2 separate regions of the Homo sapiens genome follow, and region 2 is linked to region 1. The links are chromatin contacts, found by Hi-C or POLR2A ChIA-PET in ENCODE. All regions are on one chromosome and are shown on one strand. Each heading gives the region's core, a stretch centred on a gene start or an enhancer-like site at or near the end of the contact. The rest is flanking DNA. Distances are from core to core; before and after follow the strand shown.

Region 1 (7,827 bases), core at 3,731-6,230:
GGAAGCATTCCCTTTGAAAACTGGCACAAGACAGGGATGCCCTCTCTCACCACTCATATTCAACATAGTTTTGGAAGTTCTGTCCAGGGCAATCAGGCAGGAGAAGGAAATAAAGGGTATTCAATTAGGAAAAGAGGAAGTCAAATTGTCCCTCTTTGCAGACGACATGATTGTATATCTAGAAAACCCCACTGTCTCAGCCCAAAATCTCCTTAAGCTGATAAGCAACTTCAGCAAAGTCTCAGGATACAAAATCAATGTACACAAATCACAAGCATTCTTATACACCAATAACAGACAAACAGAGAGCTAAATCGTGAGTGAACTCCCATTCACAATTGCTTCCAAGAGAATAAAATACCTAGGAATCCAACTTACAAGGGATGTGAAGGACCTCTTCAAGGAGAACTACAAACCACTGCTCAAGGAAATAAAAGAGGATACAAACAAATGGAAGAACATTCCATGCTCATGGGTAGGAAGAATCAATATCGTGAAAATGGCCATACTGCCCAAGGTAATTTACAGATTCAATGCCATCCCCATCAAGCTACCAATGCCTTTCTTCACAGAATTGGAGAAAACTACTTTAAAGCTCATATGGAACCAAAAAAGAGCCCGCATCGCCAAGTCAGTCCTAAGCCAAAAGAACAAAGCTGGAGGCATCACACTACCTGACTTCAAACTATACTACAAGGCTACAGTAACCAAAACAGCATGGTACTGGTACCAAAACAGAGATGTAGACCAATGGAACAGAACAGAGCCCTCAGAAATAATGCCGCATATCTACAACTATCTGATCTTTGACAAACCTGAGAAAACCTGAGAAAAACGAGCAATGGGGAAAGGATTCCCTATTTAATAAATGGTGCTGGGAAAACTGGCTAGCCATATGTAGAAAGCTGAAACTGGATCCCTTCCTTACACCTTATACAAAAATCAGTTCAAGATGGATTAAAGACTTAAACGTTAGACCTAAAACCATAAAAACCCTAGAAGAAAACCCAGACAATACCATTCAGGACATAGGCATGGGCAAGGACTTCATGTCTAAAACACCAAAAGCAATGGCAACAAAAGCCAAAATTGACAAATGGGATCTAATTAAACTAAAGAGCTTCTGCACAGCAAAAGAAACTACCATCAGAGTGAACAGGCAACCTACAACATGGGAGAAAATTTTCGCAACCTACTCATCTGACAAAGGGCTAATATCCAGAATCTACAATGAACTCAAATTTACAAGAAAAAAACAAACAACCCCATCAAAAAGTGGGCAAAGAACATGAACAGACACTTCTCAAAAGAACACATTTATGCAGCCAAAAAACACATGAAAAAATGCTCATCATCACTGGCCATCAGAGAAATGCAAATCAAAACCACAATGAGATACCATCTCACACCAGTTAGAATGGCAATCATTAAAAAGTCAGGAAACAACAGGTGCTGGAGAGGATGTGGAGAAATAGGAACACTTTTACACTGTTGGTGGGACTGTAAACTAGTTCAACCATTGTGGAAGTCAGTGTGGCGATTCCTCAGGGATCTAGAACTAGAAATACCATTTGACCCAGCCATCCCATTACTGGGTATATACCCAAAGGACTAGAAATCATGCTGCTATAAAGACACATGCACACGTATGTTTATTGTGGCACTATTCACAATAGCAAAGACTTGGAACCAACCCAAATGTCCAACAATGATAGACTGGATTAAGAAAATGTGGCACATATACACCATGGAATACCATGCAGCCATAAAAAAGGATGAGTTCATGTCCTTCGTAGGGACATGGATGAAATTGGAAATCATCGTTCTCAGTAAACTATCGCAAGAACAAAAAACCAAACACCGCATATTCTCACTCATAGGTGGGAATTGAACAATGAGATCACATGGACACAGGAAGGGGAACATCACACTCTGGGGACTGTTGTGGGGTGGGGGGAGGGGGGAGGGATAGCACTGGGATAATACCTAATGCTAGATGACGAGTTAGTGGGTGCAGCGCACCAGCATGGCACATGTATACATATGTAACTAACTTGCACAATGTGCACACGTACCCTAAAACTTAAAGTATAATAATAAAATAAAGAAAAAGAAAAAAAGAAGAAAAAAAAATAAATTTTGTCAAAAGCAGTTAAATTGTCAAAAACAGTCAACACATGATCTTGGAACATAATTTTCAAAGCATGTTAATAGTATTTACTCAAAGAAATTAAAAATTTCAACAAGGAGCTAAGTGGGCTGTGAGAGTAACTGAGCAAAGCTGGATGGAATACACAAAATTAAATCAGTTGCTTTATTGCAGAATTCTTTAGCCGTTAGTAAACAACAACACAATGTGCATACTTAAGAAGACAGGAATGCAGCGTGCAGCATTTCTTGCTTGAGCTTAGTGGGTGAGATGGGGGTTAGTGTTTCACAGAACATGGTTAGAGGAAATATTTTTCTGAGGGCATCACTACTGACAGGCTCACGTAAGTCATGCATATACATGAACTATCCAGTTGCTCATCATTTTAATTTGCTTTAGCTCCAAGACTGGGGAAGACTATCACCTGCATTATTCTCTGGTGCCTTTATGGACTCTAGTACAATAGAATACTAAGTAGTTAATTGGCTAAAATAGGTCTTGGGTCAATCAGTTAACATGTTAAGATCAATGTCAATTGGCAAGTTCTATCCAGATTAAGATGTAAAGCATTTCTACGGCAGGTTAACTAATAATCTTTTTGGTCCTACCTAGCACTTTAGCTAGTTAGCATTATCATTCAAGTAATCCATGTAAATAGGAAACTTAATAAGGAATATGTGCCTATAGGCCTAAGCAGGTGTAATTTTCTTTAAAAATTAAAAGGTTTGTTTGTTTGTTGTTGTTTTTGAGACAGAGTCTGGCTCTGTCACCCAGGCTGGAGTGTAGTGGTGCGATTTTGGCTCACTGCAACCTCCGCCTTAGGGGTTCAAGCAATTCTCCTGCCTCAGCCTCCAGATTGGGATTACAGGCATGTGCCACCGTGTCTGGCTAATTTTCTTGTAATTTTAGTACAAAAGGGGTTTCACCACATGGGCCAGACTGGTCTCAAACTCCTGGCCTAAAGCGATCCACCTGCCTCGACCTCACAAGGTGCTGCGATTACAGGGATTACAGGCTGGGATTACAGGCATAAGTCACCACACCCAGCCTAAAAATTAAAAGTTTATACTGTATTGTTCACATTGTGATGCAACTTTCCATATGTATTTCCAGAATCAACTATGTATCAAGGAATATTGAAAGCATAAAATGAGATCATGGTGAATTCTCTCCCATTGTCATTCTTGTGGTAAGGGAATGAATGGTGGGGAGAGAAGCTAAGAGGAGAATTTGCTCTGTCTCAGTGCTGTATTGCCTCCTGAAACAGAATATCAAGTTTTCTTATCTACATGTGAAAAGGCTTTCAATACTTATAAATAAGGGTATCACATTAGTTCTAAAGGATGATTTTGAGTGTTCTGCTCATCTCTTATGTTTGAGGAACAGCATTATCTCTGGTTTTGTGAGCACTACTATTTCAGGACCAGGTGTCCTGGTACTAATGAGTTGCCACACTCTGAGCAGTGGTGATATTTAACAGAGTATGCCTTAAAACAGCATCTATGGCTACAAATTGATGAGGGTGTCAATCATTCCTGAAAGCCTAGTATGCAAGGAGTCCAATTTTCTCCTTCCAAATTTAGGGAGTATAATATCAAAGAGATGGGAAGTGAAAACTTTCAGACTCAGCAATCACTGAGGATGGTTTCATCTAGACAATTCATTGAAGCAAGAAAGTGAGGACTAGGAGTAGTAGTATTACGTAAAATATTTACCGATTTTGACAGAAGTCATATAATAAAAATATATCTATGCCATACATTTATAACTTACAAAATTTTAGTGTACTCCTTATAAAATATTTATAATAGAAAATATTAAATATGTAATTCAAAGAAGTGTAAATTGTAAACATACCTTTGGATACAAATTTTAGAAAATAAAGTTAATTAACATAAGGTTAATATGACATGGACCTTTAATGAATCATAAATAATGAAAATAAAATACTATTTGATCATTGTAAAGTTCAACCTCATATATGTACACAAATTATCCATAAAACTAAAAAGTAGAAACAACTCAAATATCCATAAACTGATAAGTGGATAAACTTAAGGTGATACATCCATACAATAGAAAATTAGGCAATCAAAAAAATGAAATACTCCTATGTGCTACATATATGAACATTGAAAACATCATGCTAAGTGAAAGAAACTAGTCACAGGTGACTATATATTGTGTAATTCCATATATCTGAAATGTCTAGAATGAGAAAACCCATAGAGATAGAACATAAGCTAGTGGCTGCCTAGAGTGGAAGAAGGGGAAGAGGATTAAAACTGACTGCTACACAGTACAGGATTTCTTTTTGAGGTGATAAAAATATACTAGATTATGGTGGTAGTTGCACAATTTATGTACATCTACATGGGTGAATTGAATGGCATATAAATTATATCTCAAGAAAAGCTATATATATAACCCCGGACTAGTGTGCCTTTGAGTCATAATATTTGTACGCAATTTTTAATATGCTAATTAAAAGCAATTTATGCCTCTATACCAGTTGAAGGAAGAATGCTGAGGTATTTTAACTCCAACTATTTCCTTCTACCTTTTTATTCTTCAAATAATCCCAATTCTCCTTTGATAACTTTGGGTAGACAATTTTTTTTAAACAAGGATAACAAATTTTTATTGGCAAGAGTTGTATTTTGTTTCAAAGTACACTTTCCAGTTTGTTTTCTTCTTTCTTGGTTCATGCACAGTCAGATGCAAAAGTACCAAAAACAGTTTCTGTCATGTTGAAATCCTGTTGATTTGGTAAATCTAATGTCTAAATTAGAGAACTTTTCTTTCTTTCCTTATACTGCAAGTTACTCAATGTGACAGTACAGTATGACTCATAGAAGCACAGATCTGCCTACGACTGCAGGCTGTGGGTGGATTGGAGTCAAGGAAGAAAAAAATGGAGTAAGAGATTCATATGCTTTGAATTCAAGGCATAAGGGTGAGATTTCCAAATGTCAAAGTAACCTGGCATCACAACAAAATTGTATGTAGTTTGCAATACAAAAATGTTTTAAAATAATTTAACAGGGACAATTTTCAGAATACCAGCCTGGCAGTCATCACTGTTATTGCAACTGCACAGGAATCTGGGTGCTACTCCAGTCAGGATCACTGTGGATGACCTTGTTTTCTAAGCCAGGAGGATTCTTGAAATGAGCCTCTTCTGTCAATCACATGTCTAGTACAGCCAGGGTCTTTGACTGTCTGAAAGCCCCATCATTGTCACCTTCTTAGTCTCTGCTACTCACTGGGAAGCCAGAGAGATTCCCCGCTGCTCTAGGACCAGAAGACTTTCTTCCTTTCCTAGCCTCTAAAAATCTCCTCCCTCATTCTTCCTCCCAGTTATTGCTCTCTTCCGATTCCCCAGCATGGTCCCCTGAAAGAATTCAGGCACTAGAAAACTAAAGCCCAGAGGCAATTTTGTCGAAGCAATTTAATTTTTAATCAAGCTATGCAAAAATCTCAAGGGGCAGGGGAGTACTATGGCCTGGGAGGAGGAGAGAAAACAGAGTGAGAGCAAAGTAAATTATCTCTAATTTAACCTGCCATACTAGGACTTAATCTCTAACAGTTCACTCCAAATACTTCTTAGTTATATAGAATAAACCATGTCATCCAATTTGCTGCTGAATGACCTTTCACCATCCTGGGCTGATATTAGTCAGAGGTGGTGATTGCTTAAGGCTCAGCTAAAGGAGCTCATTTTGCTCCTTTGCTGCGTCTTTCAGTCATTCCATCAGCATGAGCCACTGCACTTTGTGCCAGTGTACTCTGTGCCTCTTCCCACTGGGCTCTGCATTACGCTTTCATCTCATCCCAACCACTGGGCTTCTGTTAGTCAAACTTGCATTCCACATGACACATTTCCCCATCTGTGTCTTACTGTGAATATTTTCTGCTGCTCTCATAAAATCTTTCACTACCCTGGGTTACTCTCATCTCCTTCATTTGTAGACTGCATGATGGTTAATGATTAGGATTACAATACATTTCTGTAATGTTAACATGGTATCTCCAACAGTCATTGTTTTGTGGCTACAATAACACATTCTGGATATATAAGATTGAAGATTAAGTTAATTCACTTTTATTTAAATGGGCTTATTTCTTTTTGACATTTGTAGTCCAGTTGTAGAGTATGAGTATGTGTATATAGGTGTGTGTGATGATAACAAATAATGGGGGAAATATTTGAGTCAATTCTCACTTGGGAAGGGAAGTTAAATCCACAATTGTCAGATAGATTCCTTAAAACCTTAAAAAGCTTAAATTACATGTCTGGATTAGCTCACCTTGGTGTAAAATGGGACATTCAAATTCCTGTCTCATTCAAGCCACATCAGTTACATCTGCATTTTAGAGGTGTTGTTTTCTCTTCCTGAGCTAGTTGTAAGTAATCCTTTAATCAACTGAACATACTTTTTTTTTTTTTTTTTTGAGATGGAGTCTCATACTGTTGCCCAGGCTGGAGTGCAGTGGCCAGATCTCAGCTCACTGCCACCTCCGCCTCCCGGGTTCAAGAGGTTCTCTTGTCTCAGCCTCCCGAGTAGCTGGGATTACAGGCATGCCACCACACCCAGCTAATTTTTTGTATTTTTAGTAGAGATGAGGTTTCACCATGTTGCCCAGGCTGGTCTCAAACTCCTGACCTCGTGATTTACCTGTCTCGGCCTCCCGAAGTGCTGGGATTACAGGCGTGAGCCACCATGCTCGGCCGAGAGATGTTTTTAAAAAGAGTAATCGCAAAAAAGAGTAGGAGAACAGGAGTAAATGCAGGAAACAGAAAGGGAATGAAGCAGAACTGAAAGGGAAAGAATAAATGAATATGAAGCAAGAGAGAATGTCACCAATAAATATCATGCTGTGAAGTTACACCTGTACCACAGAGCCCAGGTTACCCTCCAGAATGAGAAGGAACATGGCAGCTTGAATGGAAACCCAGTTTATGTGAGTGCATCACTTAACTTACCTTAGTTTCATTTTGCTTTTCTGTAAAGAAAGGGACAGAATGACCCCAAGGTTCAACAAGATTTCTTTTTGATTTAAAATTTGAGAACTCTATGAAAGGTCACTCTGTAAGCCAGGTAGCAGCTGGGCAATTCAGTCAGGCATGTGTTTACATTCCAAACATATTCCAGAAGCACCCTGTAGAGTTTGAAAAGGCCTCTGAATTTGTCCTTAAAAAAAAAAAAAATCTTCAACATGAGCTGCTCTTTGGACTTTGTTAAAGTGTTCTTTTCTTCTTTTGTAAGAGACCTCTGTCTGCAAAAGCCATCTGGGAAATATTCACCACAAGTTTTCTTGTAGGATGGAAACACTGCTGCACGCTAGCTGCCTAGAATGAGTACAAATCTATCCGATGGTCACTAACTGCCCTCAAAGCCCTAAATCACTTTCAGCTTTGAGGAGACATATGTGTTGGGATGGGTCCCATTCAATTAGTCTTTTCCAGTCAAACTCCAGAGTGAATCAGGGTTTTAGCCAACACTTAATAAATATACCAGATTTTAGCATCTGGAAGGAAGCCGATCCAAAACAAATTATATGATCCACATAGTATGTAGTTCTGGTGTGGTCATTTGATTCCTGAGTGGTGACCATACCCTGGATGTGTAGGACGAACTTTTAACCCAACAAATGACAATTTAGCAAACAACAGC
Region 2 (7,827 bases), core at 1,519-4,018, 430 kb after region 1:
AAAAGACAAAACTGGAGGAATCACATTACCTGACTACAAATTATCCTGCAGAGCTATAGTAATGCAAACAGCATAGTACTGGCATAGAAACAGACAGACAGACCAAAGGAACAGAATAGAGAACCCAGAAATAAATCCATATGTCTACAATGAACTCATTTTTGACAAAGGTAGCAAGAATATACATTGAGAAAAAGATGGTCTCTTCAGTTAATGGTGCTGGGAAAACTAGATATGTCTATGTAGAAGAATGAAATGGGACACGTCTCTTTCACCATATATAAAATCAAACCAAAATGGATTAAAGATTTAAATTTAAGACCTCAAACTATGAAATTACTAAAAGAAAACATTGGCAAAAACTCTCCAGGACATTGCAGAGTTTCTTTTCTTGAGAACTACCCATAAGTACAGACAACCAAAGCAAAAATGGATAAATAGGATTACATCAAGTTAAAAAGCTTCTGCATATCAAAGAACACAATCAACAAAGTGAAGACACAACCCACAGAATGAGAGAAAATATTGGCAAACTGTGCATCTGACAAGGAATTAACAACCAGAATCTATAAGGAGCTCAAACAACTTAATAGGAAAATAAAATCTAATAATCTGATTTAAAATGGGCAGAAGACTTGAATATCTCAAAAGAAGACATACAAATGGCAAACCAATATATAAAAGAGTTCTCAGCATCACTAATCAGCAGAGGAATGCAAATCTGAACTACAATGAGATATCATCTTACCCCAGTTAAAACGGCTTTCATGCAAAAGACAGGCAATAGCAAATGCTGGCAAAGATGTGGAGAAAATGAACCCTTCATGCACTGTTGATGGAAATGTAAATTAGTACAACCACCATGGAGAACATTTTGTAGGTTCCTCCAAAAAACTAAAAATAGAACTACCATATGATCCAGGAATTCTCTTGCTAGGTTTATATCCAAAAAAAAGGGAAATCAGTATATTGAAGAGATATCTGCCCTCTTATGTTTATTGCAGCACTCTTCACAATAGCCAAGATTTGGAAAAAGCCTAAGTGTCCATTAATAGATGAATGGATAAAGAAAATGTAGTGCATATACACGAATGAAATACTATTCTGCCATAAAAAAGAATGAGATTCTGTCATTTGCAATATCATGGTTGGAACTTCAGGCCATTATGTTAAGTGAAATAAGTCAGGCACAGAAAGACAAATGTTGCATGTTCTCACTTATTTGTGGGAGGCAAAAAACAAACAAACAAACAAACAATGAACTCAAGGGGATAGAGAGTAGAACAATGGTTACCAGAGGCTGGGAAGTGTAGTTGGAGGGGGAATGGTTAATGGGTACAAAAATATAGTTAGATAAAATGAATAAGACCTGATATTTGATAACACAATAGGGTGACTATGGTCAACGATAATTTATCATACATTTAAAAATAACTATAAGAGTATGATTGGATTGTTTGTAACACAAAGAAAAAATAAATGCTTGAGATGATGCATACCCCATTTACCCTGATGTGATTATTATACATTGTATGCCTGTATCAATATATCTCATGTAGCCCATAAATGTATATATACCTACTGTGTACCTAGAAATATGTAAAAAAGAATTCTAGTGTATGGGGGGCAAAGTATCTTATGTACTTTATGTAAGTACTCCCTTTCCAATCAATCTCCTCTAGATATCAATCTTACCTCTAGCTATTTTATACATTAAAATACAGCAAACACACAGATACATGTATACATGCTCAGAGCTGGTTCCATTTCATTGTTCATGTTGTTATTCATAAACAATGAATGCTTTATAACAGTTATTTGGGGGGAGAAAGGGCTTTATAAACAACACACATTCTACTCTTAAAATACTGGTATATTTCTTTGCTTTCCATTCTCCAGTTACCACAATCATGAGCCAAGGTATATGTCACATTGCAGTTTTGATACAGCTACTTTTATGCAACACAAAAAAAGTTAAATGTCAAACTGTTAAAATTACTAAGTAGTATATGAGGTAGATTTCTTCAGTCATTTCCTTAATCATACACTGTCTCTGATCCTAAGTGATCATGACTATTTCTTGGGATCACAGATATGTTGAGGCTCAGGTGATCTGGGTTAGAAGCCAGGGATAAGAGATGCCAGAATGAAGGTCAATGCAATGAAATGAGCTAATACCATGGATGTCCATTCATATATTTGACATTATTGCATAATAAAAAATCAATGATTTTGTATTGATCCATATTAATCAGACCATAACAACTGATCAAATAGGCTTCAACAAAAAGTCTTATTTTATTTAGTTGCTACTAATGAGAATAATTATGTTCCTTAGGTGTATTGGGTTAGAAAAAAAAAGATTTCTCTGTTAAAATATTAGACTAATTTAGACTATATAAAACTTTGGATATGTTTTAAAATGTATCGTGATTACAAATGAGGATTAGAATCATGTTATCATGAGGATTACTAATGCAATTAAGCAAAGGTTATTTGTTTCAATGAAGAGAAATCACATGTGGTTAGTTAAGCAGAAAAAGGCATTATTGAAGAAATATCTGGTACCTTCCCAAATCAGCAGGAAGTCAATAGAGCTGGGCTGCAGAAAAATAATAGGGTATAAAGGAGGCCAGGCAGCCAAGAGCCCAGCCACCATCTCATCGTGTGCTCAGGCTGGTTAGAAAATTGTCCCTGGTGCCAGGAACACTGGATGTGCCCTGCTGAGCTGTTTGAATTCAATACAACTGCCAATGTGGTCAGTGGACTCTAGCTATTTGTGTTGCCACCACAATGTTCCAAAGGATTTGTAAACTATCAGACAGCACAGAAGCACAGGCTTGGGCAGGGGAATCTGACTGGCAGAGCAGAGGTCCCAAGCCCAAGCTGAGTCACATGCCTGCATCTGAGCTACCAAGGGCTTCTGATCCTTTCTGTTTCAGAGAAAGAGTCTTCACCAGGCCTCAAAAAGGGTCAGACTGCTCAGTCATAGGAAGAGCATTTTGATGCTCATCAGCCAAAAAGTAAAGAATAGCCATCTCACTGTTTCTCTCTTGTTGGTTTTGATTTCTTCCTCTCTACATATTTTTAACTTAAATGGTTAAACTCTTCTGAACAGCTAGCTAGACTCCTTCCTGAGTTTCTTAGGCATTGACAATGCTCTGTACTACTAATAATTTTGTTTTCCATAACTGTTCTTACTAAACATTTCAATGTTTCATTTCTGTATCTTATTTAGGTTTGGCTCATGATCAATAATGAAGAGTTGAATTGCACCAAGGTAATGCCTTCGTTATAAGATAATCTTAACAGCTGGATTTAGCTAAAAGTGTGAGGTTATGCAGATGGAAAAACTGATCTAGGATCCAATTATTAGGTAGCCTGCTTTTTATTAGTTATTAGGTATGATATTTAGTTGTTCCTAGTGAATCTTGACAAAGAATGTACTGTTGGAACACAAACAGCAGAAAATTGCCATTTGTTCTAAGACCTTGTTTGCTCTCTCCACAGTATTAGCACTAGCGTATCAGTGAATGTAACTCATCCTTGTTAGCTTCCTTGATCTTTTTCTTAGACAATTGTCTCTTCGTGCCTAAATGCATTTGTTCAGCTTTTAGTACAGGCATGCAAGACATATGCCCTTAAGCACACACACACACACACACACACACACACACACACACACAGGCACACATGCAAACACACACTAAGCTACTGTTTCTGCTCCCCATCTGTTGGTTACAAACGGAACTATATGCAGGGAAATTATAAACAGCAATAGAGCTGAACTCACCTCTTCATGAAAAACAGAGAAAAATTATATGGATTTGTCTATTCAAATAGTATGCGTTATGTCTATAAATGTTAACCCTTAAAATAAAGTTTTTATGTCTCCTATGTGGCATATAAATCAAGGTAATTACATTTATTATACAAACACCCTGAATCATTATCTTAAGAGCTAAAAGCATTTTGAATTACTGAGATAAAAGCAACTCAGATCATAGGACCAGGTCTTTGCTGTATCAATCTTATTTCTATCCAAATAGACTCATTTATCTCTCTTTGTTGATTAAGACACCCATTAGTAGAAAAGCATATCTATTGACTATATAAAAGAAGTTGGATTTATGAAGCTTTGGTAATTAGCAGTCAAGAGAATTAAAAATTAATGTTCATGCAAAAAAATTGGAAAGGGAAAGGAGAGAAGAGGAGGGTAGTGTAAGCAAATTAAGTCACTTTAAATTCATTGAAGAGTCTTATCTAATACAGGTTAAATTTAATAAATCATAATATCATAAGAAAAGCCTATCATTTAGAACTATACTGTTTATCTGAAGAATTGTGAATGGAAAAGTTCAAATATACTTACCCCTTAACCCTGAAGTTTTGGATTGATGTTTTATATACATGCAGAGAGAGAGAGAAGAGGAAGCAGACATATAAATGGTGATTAATTTTTATTTTTTAACTTTGAGATTTTATTGTTTTGTCTACATGTGTATATATTTATATGAAATGAAAATATGCTAAATGAAAATATGCTAGACAAAAACCCACAATAAAAAAGAAAAGCCAATCTTGAGGAAATAATTTTAATGAACAAAAATATTCACGGATAACAAACTGCATGCATCAAACTTTGGATTGGAATAGAAGAAAATGAGAACAAAACAAGGGGAGTACAATAATGGGTTTAACTAAGGAAATGATGGTATGATTATATGATTTACTTCTTTGTCATTATGAAAAATGAAGTATTTTATTTTATTTTATTTATTTATTTATTTATTTATTTATTTATTTATTTATTTATTTATTTTTGAGATGGAGTTTCACTCTTGTTGCCCAGGCTGGAGTGCAATGGCGCCACCTCGGCTCACTGCAACCTCTGCCTCCTGAGTTCAAATGATTCTCCGGCCTCAGCCTTACGAGTAGCTGGGATTACAGGTGCCCGCCACCGCGCCCGGCTAAATTTTGTATTTTTAATAGAGTAAAATAATTTTGTATTTTAATAGAGACAGGGTTTCACGATGTTGGCCAGTCTGGTCTCAAATTCCTGACCTCAGGTGATGCACCTGACTTGGTGCTGGGATTACACATGTGAGCCACTGTGCCCGGCTGAAAAATGAAGTTTTAAATGTAAGTTTTATTGACTGCATGCCAGTTAGACCTAGGATTGGACAGCACCACAGAAAATTCCCAAAATAAGTGATTTAACTAAAGAAGTTTAATTTCCTCAGCCATAAAAGAAGTCTGGGGGGGTGCATAGGCCAGGACTAGTATGGAGCTCAGTTTCCTCTCTTCCTACTGTCATTCTGAAAATATGAATGCATCCTCAAAACGTTGGCTGGTGGTCTATCGTTTTAAGAATTTTTTATAGGAAGCAGCCTTGCAAGGTAGAAACAGCATTTCTGTCCTACACAAAGGGTGTGCAGGTTCACTGACCATTATAAAAGTTTTAGGCTCTGTAAGTGTCTCATCCTCTTCTGGCCCTGTGGGAATTGGCACTCAGAAAACTGGGACAAGAAAACCACCTTTCTGTGGAAGGGTTTCTTTTTTGCTTTCAAGTAGTGCAAAATTTTAGAAACTTTGCAGTTCTTTACAGTCCAATACAACATTTCTGCTAACATCATTTTGTCCAGAATTTAGATAAATAAGCACATGGCCCAAGGGAGGCTGCAAATGTTATCTTTTGATTGAGCACTAAAATTAGAGCATTGTTACTGGGAGGAAGGAAAAATGGACTTCAGGGTAGGGCACAAGACGTCACCGCCATAGACTGAAAAATTTGTTCAAAATTTAGTGTTATGTGAAAAAAAAATATTTGAATAAGTAAACAGAAATAGGCCACAGATTTTTAAATGTATAGTAAGTGTTTACTGAGGTTATCTCTGGGTAATGAAGGTGCATTAATTTTCTAGGTGATGCTGTAGCGAGGTACCACAACCTAGGTGGCTTAAATAAGTGGAATTGGTTGTGGTATAGCTCTGGAGACTAGATCAAGTTGTCGGCACCACTGGCTCCTTCTGAGAACTGTGAGGGAAAAATCTGTTCCAGGCTTCTTCTTTTGACTTTTAGATGGCCATCTTCTTCCTGTGTCTTGTGAAAGGAAAATAAATCTCAGGACCCCAAAATCACCAAGCCGAAGGGAAAAGTCAAGCTGGAAACTGCCTCACACAAACCTACCTCCCATTTTGTTCCTAAATAAGATAGCTACGAAAAAGAAAAGGCCACATACCTCCCTCACAATTTGCCCACTAGGAAATTCCTTGTGGGCCCCAAGATCCTTACCCTAAAACAGTTCTGTTGAATTTCACCCTGACAATGTTAATTGATAACTTATCTTCAAAGGTATGGGAGAAAGGACAGAACTCAAAGTCATCCCTCTGCTCCCCTGAGACAAATGCATATCTGATTGCTTCTTCTGCCCTATGTTTATTTTATCTTATGTAAAAATACAGATTCACTGAGTTAGAAGAATGCATAAGTGACTATTCCTCTACCCCCCCACTTTCACATGCGAATGGCTGATCAAAGACTCAAAAGAATGCAACCATTTGCTCCTTATCTACACATACCTTTAAAAAATGTTTTTGTCTTTCCTCAGTATCCACCCTTTCTCCTATAAATATTTAAGCCCTAAAAATCAGCTTTGGAGAAAGGCACAGACATGTCTCCTTACCACGCATCCTGAACCTTGGCAAAATAAACTTCTAAATTGATTGAGACTTGTCTCATATGCTGTTTGGTTTACAGTCCTTTCACATGGAATTCTCTTTGGGTACATGCCTCTGTGTCCCAATTTCACTTTACTACAAGGACCCTAGACAGCCCATCCTAATAACCTCATCTTACCTTAACTTATTATATCTGTAATTAATCTATTTTTCAAATAAGGTCACCTTTTCAGGTACTAGGAGTTAGGATTTTAACAGATGGATTTTGAGGGACACAATTCAAGCCATAAGAGAAGGTATGGGTAACTTTTTTATTTGAATTTTTATTCTTTCCAAGTATCATTGTATTGCTTTTAGGTAATTTTGCTAATTAAAAGAAAAGATATAATTTTTAAAAACAAAAGTTCAAAGTGTCTTGTTTACTCATTATGCTTATATAATCCTATTAGTAACCTCAAAGTGTGATTTAATGTCAACCATATATTTTTTAGTCTTTAGTAAATAATGTTGTTTTGTAGTTAAATCAATAGATTTGTCACAACAGGTTGTGACACTACACCTCTCTTCCAGCACATTTTTGTGATGCATTTTGTTTTGTTTTGCCTGTTTGCTTAAATTTTCAGGGCTCTCTATATGTTCACAAAATTACTGCACATACATTCAGCCCATGGGCTGGCATCCTTCAACAGAAGTGGCTTCCAGTCTGGGACTTGTTAACCATTCATTATATTTCTGACTTCAATGCTGAATTGGTGGGAAATTATATCCACTAGGCTTCATTCCTAATGACACAGAGACACTGAGTGGGAGTTTGTGAGTGATGACTTTTCCAGTAGAATGTGAAGGTAATTGTAACAGTTTGACATAGAAGAACAGAGTGACTGCTTCAGGCATGAGGACATAGGGTACAAACCAAGATAAAAGGAAGACTTGGAAACAAAGGCTACATTCTGAACCAGTTCTTTCTAAGTACTTTACACTAGAGGAGAACTTGTTAATGAATAACCTCTATTGAATAGCTGCCATGAAAGCAAACAGAGAGCTATTTTACTATTAGTTACATTTTCATGCAAACGTTACTCATTTGTTCCTGAAAAACCAAATATTCCCTATCACCCTTGAAGTGTAGGATAGAAAGGAATGCTTA

What was found. A loop is a pair of places that touch in the nucleus more often than their neighbours do. ChIA-PET counts read pairs that join two places held with the same protein, here RNA polymerase II (POLR2A).
Region 2: a map of Calu3 shows a loop between it and region 1 (2.1-fold over the local background). The contact joins two enhancer-like sites. A Hi-C loop is called at or near these places in 3 of 168 maps with a recorded cell type or tissue (Caco-2, Calu3 and gastrocnemius medialis). POLR2A ChIA-PET finds 5 or more read pairs at or near these places in 2 of 52 experiments (A549 and PC-9).

Annotation. Positions count from the first base shown.
Region 1 is chr7:80,717,036-80,724,862 of GRCh38, forward strand. No RefSeq gene overlaps it. Among named protein-coding and RNA genes, the nearest start is that of CD36, 82 kb to the left of the region's middle. RefSeq lists a silencer at 5,818-6,112. Within about 2 kb of position 4,981, at least 14 of the 41 ENCODE cell types and tissues checked have a DNase peak (open chromatin) inside an H3K27ac peak, as active enhancers do.
Region 2 is chr7:81,148,321-81,156,147 of GRCh38, forward strand. No RefSeq gene overlaps it. Among named protein-coding and RNA genes, the nearest start is that of SEMA3C, 230 kb to the left of the region's middle. RefSeq lists an enhancer at 7,608-7,752 and a cis regulatory region at 7,674-7,687. Within about 2 kb of position 2,769, at least 3 of the 41 ENCODE cell types and tissues checked have a DNase peak (open chromatin) inside an H3K27ac peak, as active enhancers do.